2 separate regions of the Mus musculus genome follow, and region 1 is linked to region 2. Evidence: chromatin loops called from intact Hi-C (ENCODE). Cell type or tissue: gastrocnemius. All regions are shown on one strand. Each heading gives the region's core, and the rest is flanking DNA. Links, peaks and the distances in the headings are about the cores only. Region 1 holds the start of Kctd10 (potassium channel tetramerisation domain containing 10). Region 2 holds the start of Mmab (methylmalonic aciduria (cobalamin deficiency) cblB type homolog (human)).

Evidence for each region. Peaks named below come from ENCODE experiments on the same cell type or tissue, not always from the same donor. Only the 100,000 strongest peaks of a DNase experiment are listed, where the experiment ranks them.
Region 1: it touches region 2 in a loop (2.3-fold over the local background); 3 of 42 quality-filtered maps call a loop at or near these places.

Annotation. Positions count from the first base shown.
Region 1 is chr5:114,378,928-114,387,258 of GRCm38, reverse strand. It overlaps Kctd10 (potassium channel tetramerisation domain containing 10), which reads left to right and starts at 6,754. Exons shown (of 7, transcript NM_026145.4): 1 at 6,754-6,833. The coding sequence starts at 6,831. Ube3b (ubiquitin protein ligase E3B) reads right to left here and starts at 6,639. Exons shown (of 28, transcript NM_054093.3): 1 at 6,284-6,639; 2 at 2,857-2,944; 3 at 1-165. The coding sequence starts at 141. In gastrocnemius, for the core only: a CTCF peak has its summit at 3,872 (motif pointing right); DNase peaks (open chromatin) are centred at 3,861, 6,427 and 6,754; H3K4me3 peaks cover 3,122 bases; H3K27ac peaks cover 2,729 bases.
Region 2 is chr5:114,440,297-114,448,627 of GRCm38, reverse strand. It overlaps Mmab (methylmalonic aciduria (cobalamin deficiency) cblB type homolog (human)), which reads left to right and starts at 4,601. Exons shown (of 9, transcript NM_029956.4): 1 at 4,601-4,752; 2 at 5,806-5,867. The coding sequence starts at 4,637. Mvk (mevalonate kinase) reads right to left here and starts at 4,359. Exons shown (of 11, transcript NM_023556.3): 1 at 4,265-4,359; 2 at 3,149-3,240; 3 at 2,322-2,469. The coding sequence starts at 3,226. In gastrocnemius, for the core only: no CTCF peak of the experiment used is centred there; a DNase peak (open chromatin) is centred at 4,552; H3K4me3 peaks cover 1,891 bases; H3K27ac peaks cover 1,561 bases.

The sequences.
Region 1 (8,331 bases), core at 103-8,102, 61 kb after region 2:
CCTCCGGCAGAGGAAACTGCGGACTAGGGCCTGGATCGTCACCGCTGAGCGCTCCCGCTCCTTCTGCACCAGCCTCTCTTCTCGTGCCTGCCGGGCTCTGTCGATGAACCATGCTCTGGAGGTCTGAGATACAGTGAACATGTTTGCAAACTGACACGACGAAGCCTGTGAGGACAAGAGAGGAACTGTGTGGGTCACAGTGTGGAGCACACACGGCAGGGTCTGGTGTGGGTCACAGTGTGGAACACACACAGCAGGGGCTGGTGTGGGTCACAGTGTGGAACACACACAGCAGGAGCTGGGGTGTACCTGGCAGCAGCAGAGGCGCTCAGCAGCCTCCATTCCCCCCACAGAGCTCATGGCTCTCCTGACACCCTCAACTTCTTACAAGCAACTTTCACACCACCTATGGAGACCAGGAACACCGAGGCTGTTCTAAATAATCACATTTTCTTAAAGGATGAGATCGGTACTGGGCGTAGAGCCGAGGTGGGCTCCCTGTAAGTTTAAGGAGAGCCCAAAGCTCGAGTCATCCTGTCCAGAGAGTGCCGATTAACAGCAGGTGTCAGAGGTGCCTCTCCTCTCTGCCGTGTTCCCCATACTTAGCCAGCAGTCAAACAGCCACCTTCCACCTCCACAGGTAAGAAGGTGAAGGAATAGACAGACGTGACGGTGTTAATACCACTTGGGTCACCTGCTCACAGGTGTTTCCTGGTGCCTGTGCTGTGTCCAGTCACACGTGAAAAAAAAAAAAGGGCTTTTTGCTTTTTAAATTATCTTAAAATATTTTATTACATTTTCTTTGGGCAATTGTGAATGAACAAGTGTGTTTGTATGGTGCCTGTCACACCCGTGGCCTGGGGATGAGATTCAGGCTGTCAGGCTGGGCAGCAGGCCGCTTCTGATCTCAACTTACAAACATCAGTGTGTGTGTGTGTGTGTGTGTGTGTGTGGTGTGTTGGTGTTGGCAACTGTGTCACGGTACATGTGTAGGGGTCAGAAAACTGTCTGAAGAGTCCATTTTCTTGACATGGGTTTTGGAGCTCAGAATCAGGCCACAGCTCTCTACCTGAGCCATCTCGGCACCCTGGGGTCTTCTTTACACATGCTGGGGCCAGAGAGCCATGTCATGGGTGAAGAGCACTGCTGCCCTTGCAGAAGGCCCAGGTTCAGGTTCCAGCAGCCCATGGCAGCTCACAACCACCTGTAGCTCTAGTTACAGAGATCAGATGCCCTCCTCGCTGGCTCTGCTGGGGCTGGTGTGGCTCAAACTCACAGTGCACACACAAGCAAGCACAGCACTCAGACAAATGAAATATAGAGATGCAACGGTTTTTTGTTTTTGTTTTTTTTTTTTTTGGTTTTTCGAGACAGGGTTTCTCTGTATAGTCCAGGCTGTCCTGGAACTCACTCTGTAGACCAGGCTGGCCTCGAACTCAGAAATCCGCCTGCCTCAGCCTCCCAAGTGCTGGGATTAAAGGCGTGTGCCACCATGCCTGGCACGCAACGTTTTTAAAAAGCATTTAAAACTACATTTATTTTATGTGTGTGTACATGCACACATGGAACATGTGTGGAGGATGGAGGAAAACATACGTGTCAGTAGTCTCTTTCCACCAAGTAGGTGCCAGGGATCAAACTCAAACCTCTGCACCCCAAAAGCCATGGGTTTTGTTTTTTGCTTGTGTATGTGTTGTGTTTCCATCAGTGTGCACGTGTGAGCACATACACGCACATGGAGGACTGAGGGTGATGCTGTCTTCCTCCACTGCCCTGCACTGGATTTACTAAGGAAGGGTGTCTCACTTGAATCCAGTGCTCACGAGTCAGCTGGTCTACCTACGCTGAAATAGCCTCAGGGACCCCACTTCTGCCTCTGAAGTGCCGAGCTTACAGATGGTGCCACACTTGCCCAGCACTGGAGGATTCTGGGAACCTGAACTCGGGGCCTCCTGCGTGCATGGCAAGGGCTTTCCCACTAGTCGTGTTTCCAGCAGCCATGGCAGCCCCTTTAATCTGGGCAGGGGACACTGCACATAGCTTTCCTCTGGTAGACCGAGTAGAACTGCACCTCCTTGCTGATGGGTGCTCTGAGGGTCAGAGGTGAACACGGAACAGTATAGAATTGCTACAAACTGCTTTCACCGAAATCGGGTGGCTCTGACTGACAGCCATATGCACACAGCGTTGACCCACTGAGCTCCTAAATGGGTGATTTTTTAAAATATTTATTTATTTATTATTATATGTAAGTACACTGTAGCTGACTTCAGACGCACCAGAAGAGGGTGTCAGATCTCATTACAGATGGTTGTGAGCCACCATGTAGTTGCTGGGATTTGAACTCAGGACCTTTAGAAGCGCAGTCAGTGTTCTTAACTGCTGAGCCATCTCTCCAGCCGGGGTGATTTCTTTAGCTACCCCAAAACACAGCACCACCCGCCCAGCTGACTGAATCATTAACACGAAATCCTGCTGAAACCCCGAGTTTGGAAAAGCATCTTCACCAGGTTAGGTCACTCAAAGCAGCAGCCACTTTGAAACACGTGTAGAATAACAGGCGGGCCTAGATTTCTGTCATGAGCACACTCAGGGACCTCTGCAGTCCCTCCCCACTCCACACCTGTCGAGTGGAATTTGCTGGCATACTGCTCCATCCTCAAGAAAATGGTTGCTCTGTGCATGCTGGTCAGGCACGCTACCACGAAGCTCCATTACCAGCCACTCCCACCAGCAACTCCTGAACTACATCATCACCACAGGCTGCTAACCACAGGGAGAGGAAGGAAGCTGGAATGAGAGGGGGCAGCCCCATTCCTAACTGTTCCCTCCTTCTTCAGGGCCTAGAGAGCTCACCTGAGGACCTGCCTGTGCAGCGGAGATGCTAGGTGACCATCAGTGACCTCCTGCAGCCTCTGGCTTCCGAGGAGTTGGGTTTTCTGGCCTAAGAAAGATTCAGAATTAGTGCCTTTTTTGTAAGCATGGCATTGCAACTTTGTTGAATGTAAGTAATATACTGTAGGTTTTTAAAAACTGTCTAGGGGCTAGAGAGATGAGTCAGCAGATAAGATCCCACAGAGGACATGGGTTCGAGTCCCAGCATCCGCACAGCTGCTCACAGCTTCTGTAACTTGAGAATCCAACGCCCTCACACAGACATTCATGCAGGCAAAACACCCATCCACATAGAATAAAAATAAATTATTTTTAAAAACCCTCTCAGGCTCCCCTAACTACATTCTAACCTCAAAGTAACCCCAAAGGCGACGCAATGTAAAAGATAATCACATAGTTTCAACACCCCGCAAAGGGCTTCATGCCTTAGAAGTGAATGCTTTAGAGAACAATGGCTGCCCGTGAGACAACCGGCTCCCACTTCTCAGTGACAAGGCAAAGTGTGTGTGCACACATGGAAACCATTCTACAGGGAACCAGGTCTGGCCTGGTTAAGGCTAAGCTCCCAGGTAAAAGTGAAGGGCAGAAAGCAAATCCAAGTGGCCATTTTGACGAGTAGGATGGTGGGTAGGGGGGGCGCCCCTCCCACCCCCACTTCACAGAAAGTGCAAGGTGTGGCAGGCAGCACAGAAAGAGGCACAAGGGCCTGAGTCACGCAGAGCTGGCACCAGCCCTGGCTCTGTCAACACTGCTGGGAGGGAGCCTCAGTCTTCCATGTTTGACAATCAGCCTTGATGCATGTCATGAGAACGGACACCTGTGTGCCATGGTTCTAACTGCTGCTAACAGAACAGTGCAAAAGCACAGGGGATGTGTTACCTTTATGGACACAAAAAGTTTTTTGTTGTTTTTCTCTGTTTGAACTTATTTTTATTGTGTTTGTCAGTGAGAGCAGTTCCCGGGAGGGCCACAAGAGGGCATCAGATGCTCCTGGAGCTGGAGGTACAGGTTGTCTTGAGCCCTGTGACTTGCTGCTGGGAATGGAACCCAAGTCCTCCGAGAGCAGCAAGTGCTCTTAATCACTGAGCTCTCTTCCAGACTATTTATTTTATTATTACCACTTTTTAAAATCTCCTCACCTGCACAGTCCCAGTAAGCCGTTTCCCTATCTCCAAATGAACTAAGTAAGATGTGCCTGGCCCAGCATTTGGGCCATCAAGTCCTGGTCCTATTGTTTATAAACTGTCAACAGTCAAGTTCCTGAGAGGTGCACGCAGGGCTCAATGCATGACTGCAACCTTAAGTCTGCTCCTCAAGATATCCCCACTCTCGGCTTCAGAGATGGCTCAGTGGCTATGAGCGCTGACTCTTCTTGCAGAGAATCAGGGTTTGGCTTCTAGCACCCACAGTTCTAAAGGATCCAATACCCTCTTCCGGTCATGGGTACCAGGCATGGACATAGTGAATGCACATACATACATACATACACGTATGCATGCATGCATGAAAACCACACATATACTTAAAAATTAAAAAATAAATCTTAAAAAAAGAGAGAGAGAGAGAGATCCTCCGTGGTAGGCAGGACCCAGGAGCAGGAGAGGGCCCCTCCTCCCAGTGGAAACACAATGACTGCATGAAAACGGGACCCAGCACTTGTGACTCCCTCAGAGCTCTCACTTCTCTCAGGACCTCTTGGGATTTGATCCCTTTCCCAAAACTATCCCCATCTAAGAGCATACACACTGGCTTCTGCTTGCACTGCACAGTAGCTAAGCTTTGTGGGTTTCTTCATTCTTTCCTGTCGCTTTTCCACTTACACAGCTCATGAATCAAATCAGATGCACCCTTGGGCATCAAGTTCTTCCCCTGAGGGCCACAGAGAAACAAGACAAAGACTGTAACTAGAGAGGCCTTCAAGTCAGAGAGAAGGAGCCTCAGACCTTGTTCATCCCGACTCTACCTCACAGCACTGTCCCATGAGCACTCTGGGTCCCAGGTTCCTGGGATAATAACAATATTCAATTTTAGGGTTGTTAAGGATTGCATGGAACACTTGCCATTCTTAACCCTAATCTAGTCACTATAGTATTGAGATGAGGAATGGGAAAATATTGATAGCTGGCACTTGGAAACGCTCATCACACCTAAGGAAGCCTTACTGCACTGTCCTTACAAAGCTGAGAACCTGGTTTAGGGAAGTAAGAGTGCTCTAGGTAGAGAAATCAGAAAGCAATCAGTCGGTAAGGAGGGACGCAGTTCGCCTAAGTGTCTCATCCAATAAGAGCAGCAACATGATGAGACAATCAAATCTCGCCTCCCTTGGTCTGGGTTATACATTTAGTAAGCCGCAGAGCCAAGCTTTCAACGCTAACAGACAAGACTCTGCATTACTTCTACGTCCCCAGGCAACTTGCTTACAACCAACCTATTTGGTTGAGACTAACTTCAAGAAGCACAACATGTCGCACAGGAGTCCAGACTGTGAAGTAAAAATAAACACAAGTTGCTGAGCGACTTTCTTTTATGGTAGAAGTCGCTAGTTTCCCAGGCCTAAGGGCCACCATCTAAGTGTAGACCATGTAACAGACATTGTAGATCTATTTAACTAGGCCTCCCTTTGGAAGCCTATCCTGTGAGGCTACAACACCCCAATTTTAAAAGCCTAAGATAAGACAACAGCTCTTAAAGAAACCATTAATAAGCCAAACTATTGCTCTTAGACAGCTACAGCCTATCCAGATGGGGAAACGAAATGCAGAGGGCACATAACTCGCCAGTGTCCTCACCCACCGTCCCTGACTTTGAATTCCCAAAGGAATTACTTATCGGCAAGTCAAAAAGGCAAGGTTCAGGAATCACACACACAGAAAGGCACCACAAAGAGAAGTTGAGAATGCCAGGCACCCTGTGAGGCTAGCTAGGCTTAAGTCAAAATACGATCCAGTTTTTCCAGCTTTTGATCAAGAGCCGTCAGGAACCACACTAAAACGTATTCTAAAATAATCTCCGTAAAACAATCTAATTACTCTATTTACAGAGGAGGAAACTGAGGGTCAGAGATGGGACTAGATTCACCCAAGGTCACACAGCGAGCGACAGCACTGGGCTCGAATTCCACTTGGGGTGATCCGGAGGCCCGACGCCTCTCACAGGCACCGACATCAACAACCACAAGAACAAGTCCGTCTCGCCCACAATCAGTTGGCTGGCAAGGCCAGTCGCCTCGGCACGGAAATCAATGGAAGGGGGACAAGGAGATCCCCGAAGCCCGCAAGCCAGTCCCTCCTCCGACTTCACTCAAACCAAGACTCGGCCCCCCAGATAGCCTCCCTCCGTCCCTGGCCCCGCCGCCCAGAGAAGCGCCCATCCTGTCCCCACTCGCTACCCGCAGTCCGGAGATCTTTATCCGTTCGAGGCCCCGCACTCGGGGTCCGGGCCGCAGCGACCGCCGCCTTAGCCCGATCCCCCCGAGGTCCGCCAGCCCCGGGGCAGCGGCCGAAGCCCGGCCGCCATCTTGCCCCGGGTGTTGTGCTCCGAACACCTCTTGGGAAGCAAGCAATTATTCAGTTCCGGGAAACAACAGTTCCGCACTGCTTCTTTGCCCATGGAGGAGGTGAGGACTCCTTTCCTCTTGTCATCTTCTTTAGCAGACGGAAAGGAGAAACAAACATCCAGAAGTGGGACTAAACGCCTGACTCGGCCAAGGGGAGGCGGGAACGGTTGATAAAAAGAGTTCCCCCCATCTAGGGCTTACGGGGGTGGGGGGTGGGGGGGAACGCTTTAAGAAGAGTCCCTCTGCGGGGCGGAAGTGGGGTGTGGACGGACGCCGGAAGTGCCCGCCCCGGCCCCGCCTCCGCCCCCTGCATTGAGCGAGCTGGGTGTTTCCTGCCTCTCAGTCCGGATTTGGAGACTCCGGCGTCCTCCGACTTTTCATGGTGAGGGCGGTGGCCGCCGTCGGGGAGCTTCGGGGCGGGCGAGGGTGGCGACGAGGCTGAGCGGGAGCGGTGGGGCGCTGAGTAGCGCGTGCGGGCGAGGTCCGGAGCGGGGGAAGGGCTTCAAATGAAAGGAGCCGTGGTCGGGGTGGTGGTGGTGGGGATCTGCGAAGGGGCGGCTGGTCCTGCGGGCGGTGGTGGCGCTGGGCGGCGAGCCTGGAGTGCTGATGGGCGATGGGACGTGGGAGATCGTCGGGACAAAGAGACGGCGGCGGAGGCATCGAGACCGACGCTCGGGGTGGGGAACGAACGAGGGTTCGAGGGCGTGTGGAGAGGGGCGAGCGTGTACCCTTGGAATCGAGCAAAGTCTGGCCTCTGGGAGGCTGTGCCTTGAGTAAGGTGGGGTTCCAGGCAAGAGAGGGAGGGGGCGTCTCTGAACCCACAAGTCTGGAGCGAGATGACTGGTAACAGTAATTCTAAGGAGACATGTCTGAGGTCGGGGTACCCTGACCACAGAGTCTGGCCTCAAGTGGCACCTGGATACCTACCTAATCACTTCCCTTGAGGCCCTAGGTGACCACACCTCGGGAGTCCCAGGATGTCAGCTGTTGCTGTCTGCGTTATGGGATGGTTTCGGTTTACTTGAGATTCTCTAGGGTCTGTCCCTTGAATGGTTCTTTGTCCTTGGGTGGGGATGGGGGGCGGGTGGACTATTAACCCAGGTCTTCTTTGTCTGCCACTCACTCACAAGATCAGTCCCAAACTGAAGACAGATGACTCGGCCTGTGTCTGGCTTTGGTCAAGCTCTATTTGGTATAAAACAAGAGACACACACATTGGTAGAAGGCGGCCAGCAGCACCGGTAGACCACCAACTGGTCCCCTGGGGCTAACCTGGGAACTAGTTAACAACAGGATAGTCTGGGCTCACCGATGTATTTTTACAGTCTCTGTGTGTCACTAAGGATTTGGGCTGTGAAATGGAGGGCGTTTGAAACCAGATTCTAATACCTAGCTTCCCTAGTAAGCAGGATTGACAACATCCTCATTGAGACTGTTTGGAGAAGTTCTCAAAAGCAGGAGAACTGGGGGGGGGGGGGTGACTATCCTAGAAAAAAGTGTGGGGCTTTAGTTTTTGGCCTCCTTTAACTTCGTTTGCTTCACGCAGTAGCCCTGTAGCAGAGACCTCAGGTTAGTTTAGCCTCCTTGCATAATACCCCTTAAGCAACCCGCCCGGAAGAGCTCCCTTCAGATCTCCAAGGCTACTAGATAAACAGATTGTCTAATCCTCCTTTGTATCGGAATCACCTGAAAGAGCCTTTTAATCCCAAATTGCAGGCAGCAGCACTCCTTGCTGGCCTGGGGTCTCCGCCCAGGCAGGCAGGCAGGCAGGCAGGCAGGCAGGCAGGCAGGCAGGCAGGCAGGCAGGCAGGCAGGCAGGCAGGCAGGCAGCAGTGTCTTGGAAGCTCTGGTGACTCTAATATCTCCAGTTGAGAACACCA
Region 2 (8,331 bases), core at 163-8,162:
TGCCGCTTTAGACAGAGACTTAGAAAAGCAGCTGCTGGTCCCCAGGGAACATTTCTGCCCTAACGAGTGCCTGGTACCATGGAAAGCAAGTCCCAGAGGCTCTTAGCTGAGGGGTCCCAGGAGTCACCCAGGGCACTTCTTGCAAAATATAGTCATTTCCCACCACAACTACCAATTCTCCACAGGTGAGGGGCAGAGCCAGGAGCCACAGACACCGGGGGGGAGAAAAAACCCAACAAAGTGGTCCCCTCCCCCAAGTACAAGCCCCAATAACTAGAAAAGAGCCAGTCTAGACAGACAGCCCCTTCCTTCTTTCTCTACTTGGGGTCAAGCCCAGCTCTCCCCTGTTGAGCCACACCACAAGTGGAAGCTTTCACAGACACTCCATCTCTGGTGGCAGGGCCTGGGAGCAGGCTGGAAGTATCCTGGAGGGCTCCTGCTTGCCCTGGGCTTGCTGAGAAAGGCATGAACCAAAGAGGCAGCAGACTGGGGTGACCCATGGGGCAGGTGCTACCCTGCTGATGGAAGGGAAATAGCCTGGACAGCTGTAACCACCGCTCTTCCCATGCCACCGGCAGCAGCACAGGGGCCTTGGGCTAATGGCACGGGAAAGTGCTGACACCCCAAAAGGACCCCTGTCCCCTGGCTCTGTTTCAGAGACACAGTGTTCACATCTCTCAGGCAACCTGAGTCCCCGTCCCCAGAAGTCAGTCATGAAGGGCTGGTGCCTGAATGCCTAGATTGCTCCTGAGGAAGCTGAAGCAAGGTGTCTGTCACCTTGTGTTGCCAGGCAACCACCATCTTGGGGAGTTCAGCTATACCTCCTTGTCAAAAACGATTATCCAAGCTGGGCTTGTTGACTGTTTGTGCCCCTCACAGAGGGGTGGAGAGGGTCACAGGGCCCCCATCTAAATATCTAGCAGCTCCCTACCACACTGCATGCAACTCTGCCTTAATTGCTTGTGGCCTTCTGGAGGGTGGGGGGTTAGGGTATATAGGCTGGGGAAGACCAGAGGTGGGGGGCTCCATCTATGTGACTACGGTATCATTCCTGCTGGGTCAAACCTTCTGGTGAGGCCTTTATGTGGGGGCACCCACACTCCAATAACCAACTCTTGACTTACACGACCAACAAACCCCTTGGCTCCCCAGAGTGAACTCTGGGGGAATTGTGCCTTGATTTGTCGTTGGGACGTTAGGAGCCGGAGGGGGAGATGTTCCGTTTCCCCTGGGCAGGGATTTTAGCAACACTTCCTTAGTATTGATTGGATTAGGCAGTAATAAACACGGGTTGGTAAGGATACACCCCACCACCGAGCCACCCAGGCCCTCTGCTCAGAAACAAACCACACAAGAACAATAGTGCCTTCACCCTCCACTAAAAGCAGACTCGACGGCTTTCTCGGTCTACTTCCCATCCCAGCATCGACCCCAGGGACTAAATGTTGTTGGTTGACGGCTCTTCCCATAGACTTTCCTGCGCCTTTACACACTGGCTTCCATAAGTACATTACACGGCTGTTCCACACCTGTGACGGTCAATCCTTTTGTCTCCTTTATCTTGTTTCATATGATGTGGGTTCATGTAGCCCAGGCTAGCCCTGAACTTACCATACAGCCGGAGCTGTTCTGGAATTTCTGACCCTCTGGCCTCCCCCGCCCGAGTACTGAGGATGCACTAGTTAATGCAGGTAGGATTTAGAATCACCTAGGAGACACAGCTTCAGGCCCGTCTATGAGAGCCTTTCTAGAGAGGTTGAACTGAAGTAGAAAGATCTACTCTGTGCATGTGCGTGGCCCCATCCCTGAGGTTCTAGACTGAATAACTAGGAGGACTAGAGCCATCCTGCTCCTGACTACAGAGGCACCTTACACTCCTGCCAGGAGACAGATGGACTATGTGCAAACTGAGAACCAAAATACATTCTGAACTTGCCTCTATCATAGCAACGAGAAGGGCAACTGATAAAACAGCTTAATATTTTTACACCTGAATAATCTGCCCAAAACAGTCCACAGAGACTCAGGGCACAGGTCTGGTCTACACGGTTAAAATGAACTAGCTAGGTTGGTGTGGTGGTGCATGCCTTTAATCCCAGCACTTGAGAGAAAAGAGGCAGGCAGATCTCTGTGAGGCCTGGTATCACAAACAAAATTAAATCATGTAGTAAATGAATGAAGCCGATTTTCGGGGGTCCAAGGAGAACATCGTTCTTCAGGCTTCACGGGCAGCCTGAAGTAACCACCCTGTCACACACACCCCCAACTTTCTTCAGGGGCCAGCCTCTTGCTACACCCGGCTCCCCACTCTTTGTACTCACCAAGAAAGCTCGTGTCCAGTCGCTGAAGCATGCCCACATCCCACACCTGCTTAATACCGATGTTGGGTAAATTGACGCTCACTTTCCCATTGCTCTGCGGTCGCAGCAGGAGGAAAGTTCTCAAGTTCAAGGCCGCTGCCAGAGCGACCTGTAGAATAAAGGGCAAAAGCAGTAAGCCTGAGGGTGAGCGGCTTGGGGACCAGCGACCGTATGCTCTGAAGGTGGAGACAGGATTTACTGGCCTTCACTCCTTCCCTATCCCAACTCTTAGAGTGTAAGATAATGAGAAGCGCTGTCTCGGAAAAAAAAAAAAAAGCCTCAGCTTTACCTGTAAAATAGAAGATTACACATCGTAGCCGTGGGTTAGATCTGAGGGTTAAATGAGATAATGCGTGTGCACAACACTTCTACCAGACCATCTTTCCAATTCCTCAACACTGGAATGTCCAAAGCCCAGCCCTTCAATCCCTTTCCCCTCCAACACTCACTTCCTGGGTGATTCCAACCCAACCTGTAGGTTTTATCAACCATCCTCAGCTATTGTACTTAGTGGGGCCAGCTTAAGGTTCGTCCGGCTGGAGATACTCATCCAGTGAACACCCTAGGCCTTTCTTTTACCGTCTTCCAATCCAGGGTCTGAGAGACATGGTACCCCATCGTTCAAGTCCCTGGGAACTTTTTTTGGTTTGTTTGTTTTTTCGAGACAGGGTTTCTCTGTGTAGCCCTGGCTGTTCTGGAACTCACTCTGTAGACCAGGCTGGTCTCAAATTCAGAACTGGGATTAAAGGCATGCGCCACCACTGCCCAGCTCCCTGGGGACTTTTTACCTTGCCATGGACCACAGCGTGTTCTCCATGGAGGATGACCTTCCCCGGGGCGGACACCAGCAGGGCTTCTGACAACATGGCTTCTGAGACTTCTGCAAGGAAAGAGAGAGAGAGAGAGAGAGAGAGAGAGAGAGAGAGAGAGAGAGAGAGAAACAAAGTTCCCTAGATGTTAGTTACAAACACCAGGAAGGCTGGGCTTGGAGGTGAACATCTTTCATCCCAGCACTGTGGAGGCAGAGGCAGGTGGATCTCTGGGTGTACGAGGCAAGCCTGGTCTACAGAGTGAATTCCAGGACAGCCAGGAGCATGTAGAGAAACTCCATCCAGAACTACCATCCAGAGCTATGTTCCAGGATGACAGTGCAGTGAGCCAGTCAGGTGGACAATGGGAAAAAAAAAATCTGGGTTCAGACCACAGCTCTTCCGTCCCCAGAATGTCTTATGCCATGAATCTGTTTCCCATATATCAGATAATAGAGGCAATACTGGAGGCTGACTCAAAGGACTACCAGCAGCAAGGCCTGTCTGTCTGGCAAAGTGGCCTCTTGACTATACTGAGCTACTCGGCACTGACAGGTTCTCAGCTCCAGAGTTTATTACCACTGCTGTTGCCAGTAGAAACTGACATGAGCTCAGGCATGGACTGCTTGCCTACTCTGAGGACGGCCATGTGTTTGATGCGTGTGGGAACGCGAGGTTTAGATAAAATCTTGCAGGAGAAAGAATCCTTCCCGGACCTCAAGACCACAACCAACCTGTCACAATCACAAACGCGGCTGCCGGGACTCACCTGTTAACGCCCTGTGTTGCACGTTCAAACAAGAACTTCTGCAAGGCAAGAGTCATGTCACAGAGTGGTTTTGCTGGATTTATGGGTGCATGCATTTTTACGTTGTTATAAATAATGCAAAAATCACCCGGGTTCAAGGCTTCACTGGCCACCCCACTGCACACTAAGTAGCCCAGTCTACGGGACCCTAGTCTAGGGGAAACTGTCCGATCTGAGGTCGCCGAGCGCTCAGATCGAGGACACGAAGGCAGAGAACCGCGGCGCCCGGCCCGGGGTGTCCGGGACCCGGTCCTCACGCCGCCCATCCCGCAGCCCAGGCTTCTCACCTGCCCCGGCCAGCGCCCAAGTGAGCTGAAACCCGGGCCGCAGCTCCCGGTCTTCTCCATATCAGATGGGAGAGTTCCAAGGAGGCGGGTGTGTCTTCCTGAGGCCAATCAGAGAGCTGGAGCTAAGGGCTCCTTTACAGATTGGGTCAAACATTAACCAATGGGAACTTCAAGCAAGCCGAAATTGCCTCGCCTCTTTCTACAAGTAATCCAATGGGAATCAAGAGCTGGGGAGTGCCCCGCCCTGGTGCGAGTGCCCCAGGCCAATAGGAAACAGCGATTGAGAGGTGGCGCGGCCGGCTGCGGGGCGGAGTCATCCCCGGGCCTGGACGGGTGCCTAGCCGGGTCAGTCTTGGATGCGTTACCGTGCGCATGGCTGTGTGGCTCTTTGGGGGTCGCCTCGGCCTGCGCGGGCGTCTCAGCGCCTGCAGACTGCTGTGTCCCCGTTTCCAGAGCCGTGGCCCTCAGGGCGGGGAAGACGGGGACAGGTGAGTTTCAGGCCTGGAGAGTAACTCAACACGGAGGAGGAACGGTTGTTTCCGTGGGTACATCACACCGATGACGTGCTCTATGTGGCCTGACGTCACTGGGCTCGTCATGGCGTCAGAGGCCAGGATTTCCTCCCCAAGTTCTAACGGAGTCTAGCTGTGGTCAGTCAGGGCAGGGGCATGCTCTTGTGGGTTTTGTCCGGCCTCCCCAAGCAGTTTGTTTGGATTAGGATTAAGACACCAGGAAGACATGGTAACACTTAGAAACTTGCATAGGGACTTGCAGACTACCATGACCTCATGATCAGCGTTCCCTGTCCAGTCCTCTGACTTTGAAATAATTTTGTGAATTCACATTTTAATTTTAAGTTATGCACTGCTAGTTGAAAATGGCAGAGTCGGGGTTCATTCGCAGTCCTCAAAAAAAAAAAAATTAAGTTAAAATAGCATTTTTGAAATTCCATTTTGACAGTGTATTTTTTTTTTTCCTTGACACTGAAAAATCTTAGAAAAGTGCAAGTGGCCTAGTTTTCTTTCCCCCAGAAGTGCTAACTTCTGTGTTGGGGTTAGAAGAGACAAGAGTTTGGGGAGGGTAATGGACCAGGTCAGGCTTACAGTAGAAGGGTTTTGGGCATGAATCCCAGCCCAGTCTCTTCCTGGAGATCTAGGAAGTTGAATCTTTGTGGGCTCCAGTTTCCTCAACGGAGAAGCGTATGGCTAACTTTGGGAGTGTGGGAGAAGCTGAAGGGCAGTTCCAGGAGCTAGCGGCTTTAGCCCACTGTGGAGCTAGGGCTACATGGAGTGACCAGTTAGTCCTTCCTGCCAGTATTTGCCAAGAATCTTTATTGAGCAGTATGCTACAGCAGCTGCTGTACAGGTAGAGACAGGGACAGGAAGCTGTCAGGAAGGGGCAGCGGGGAAATGGCTGACGGGAGATTGCCATCCCAGAGGCAGAGAAGTGCTGCCCCTGAGGTTGCAGACTGAAAGCTGGGCGTCACTCCCCGAGGCGCAGCCGTTCCCACTTACCACGCCTTTGTGTCTGTTTCTCATCAGGCTGCAGCCGTCCTCGACGGCAGCCAAGATCCCCAAGATTTACACCAAGACGGGAGACAAAGGTAGGCCACGCTGTAGCCATGTGACGGGTCTGAATATACATCATAAGTGTGAAGCCACAAGAAAGGTGCACTGTTCAAGTGTTCAAAACAAGTTGTAGCGCTGCTACAATGGCTCAGACTGCTCTTCTAGAGGTCCTGAGTTCAATTTCCAGCAATCACGTGGTGGCTCACAACCATCTGTAATGGACTCTGATGCCCTCTTCTGGTGTGTCTGAAGAGAGCACCAGTGTACTCATATACATAAAATAAATAAATCTAAAAGCAAAAAGCGGGGCTGGTGAGATGGCTCAGTGGTTAAGAGCGCTGACTGCTCTTCTGAAGGTCAGAACCACATGGTGGCTCACAACCATCCGTAATGAAATCTGACGCCCTCTTCTGGGGTGTCTGAGGACAGCTACAGTGTACTCACATATAATAAATAAATAAATAAATAAATAAATAAATCTTAAAAAAAAAAAAAAAAGCCAAGTTGTAAGGAAGCCAAGTATAGTGCACACCTGCAATCCCAGTACTTAGGAGCTGAGGTTGGAGAGTCACAAGTTCAAGACCAGCTAGGTTGATGTACCAAACTCCAAGGCAGCCTGCTCTACATAGTAAAACCCTGTCTTTTTTTTTTTTTTTTTTTAATTTTCGAGAGAGGGTTTCTCTGTATAGCTCTGGCTGTCCTGGAACTCACTTTGTAGACCAGGCTGGCCTCGAACTCAGAAATCCACCTGCCTCTGCCTCCCGAGTGCCGGGATTAAAGGCGTGCGCCACCACGCCCGGCTTAAAACTCTGTCTTGAATGATGGGAATGACACGTGTGGGGTTGGAAGTGTAGCTCAGTGGTAGAGTGCCCAGCTAGTATTCTGAAGGCCCTGTGTTCAACACCAAGACCAAAAAAAAAAAAAAAAAAAAAGATAAAAAGAGTGTGGGACAGTGTAAGGCCTCCGAGTCATGAGAGACACAGTTCAGGGTGAGCCTGCTCTGCTCACCCACAGTGGGCGGCTCACACCTTTCTATAACTTCACATCTACAGGGATCCATTGCCTCTGACCTCTGAGAACACTTGCACATACATACATACATACATACATACATACATATACACACACACACACATATCTATATATACACATATACACATACACATATATATACACATACATATACACACATATACATAACATGCATACACATATACAACATACATACAGACATATATACACATATACATACATATACATACACAGCATGCATATATACATATACAACACTTGCACATACATACCTACATATACAACATCCATATCCATATATATATATACATATACACACACACATATATACACATACATATACACACATATACATAACATGCATACACATACACAACATACATACAGACATATACACACATATACGTACACAGCATGCATATATACATATATAACATGCATACACATACACAACATGCATACATACATGCATACACACATATATACACAGCATGCATATACACACATACATACTTGCAAACATGCATAGACATACACATGCATACATATATATATAACATGCACACACACATATATAACATGCATACACATATACATACATATATACTATGCACACATAAATATGTATATACATATATATGTGCATGCATGTATGTCAGGGTATCTCTGCATAACCCTGCATGTCCTTGAACCTCACTCTGTAGACCAGGCTAGCCTCGAACTCAGATATCCGCCTGCCTCTGCCTCCTGAGTGCTGGGATTAAAGGCGTGCTTCCACTGCCCAGCCCAAATTTAAAAAAACATAAAAAGAACTTTTAGTTGATTTGGATTAAAACGTGTATGATGGTAAGCATGGTGGAACAGGTATGTAATCCTGGTACTCTGGAGGCAGAGGCAGGAGGATCACTGTAAGTTTAAGCCTGGGCTATAGTGAAAGCTTATCTCTAAAGAAAAGAAAAAAAATGTGTGTGTATTGTGTGTGTGTGTGTGTGTGTGTGTGTGTGTGTGTGTGTGTGTGTTTGTATTTGTATGCCTGGTCTACATAGCAAGTTCTAGGCAAGCCAGGGCTACATAATGAGACCTTTATCTCTAAAGAAAAGAAAAAAATAATGAATGTGTATTCAGATATGTCTTTGGGATTTCTTAAATTGCAACTTATTTAGAGTGTGTTTGTGTGTGTGTGTGTGTGTGTGTGTGTGTGTGTGTGTGTGTGTGTGATATGTGCCTATATCCCAATGCATTTGAGGTCAGGGAAAAGCTTGGGGAAGTTGGTTTTCTTCCACCATCCGCTTCCCAGGGATTAACTTGGGTCATCATCAGGCTTGGCAGCAAGTGTCTTTACCAGCTGAGCCATCTTGCTAATCCTGAAAGATTTTATCTTTGTCTGGTAGCTAGGAGAGAGATCTGATATGTGGGAGAGAGAAATACAGAAAAGTTCACACACTGTTCTTCTATTTTCCAATAATA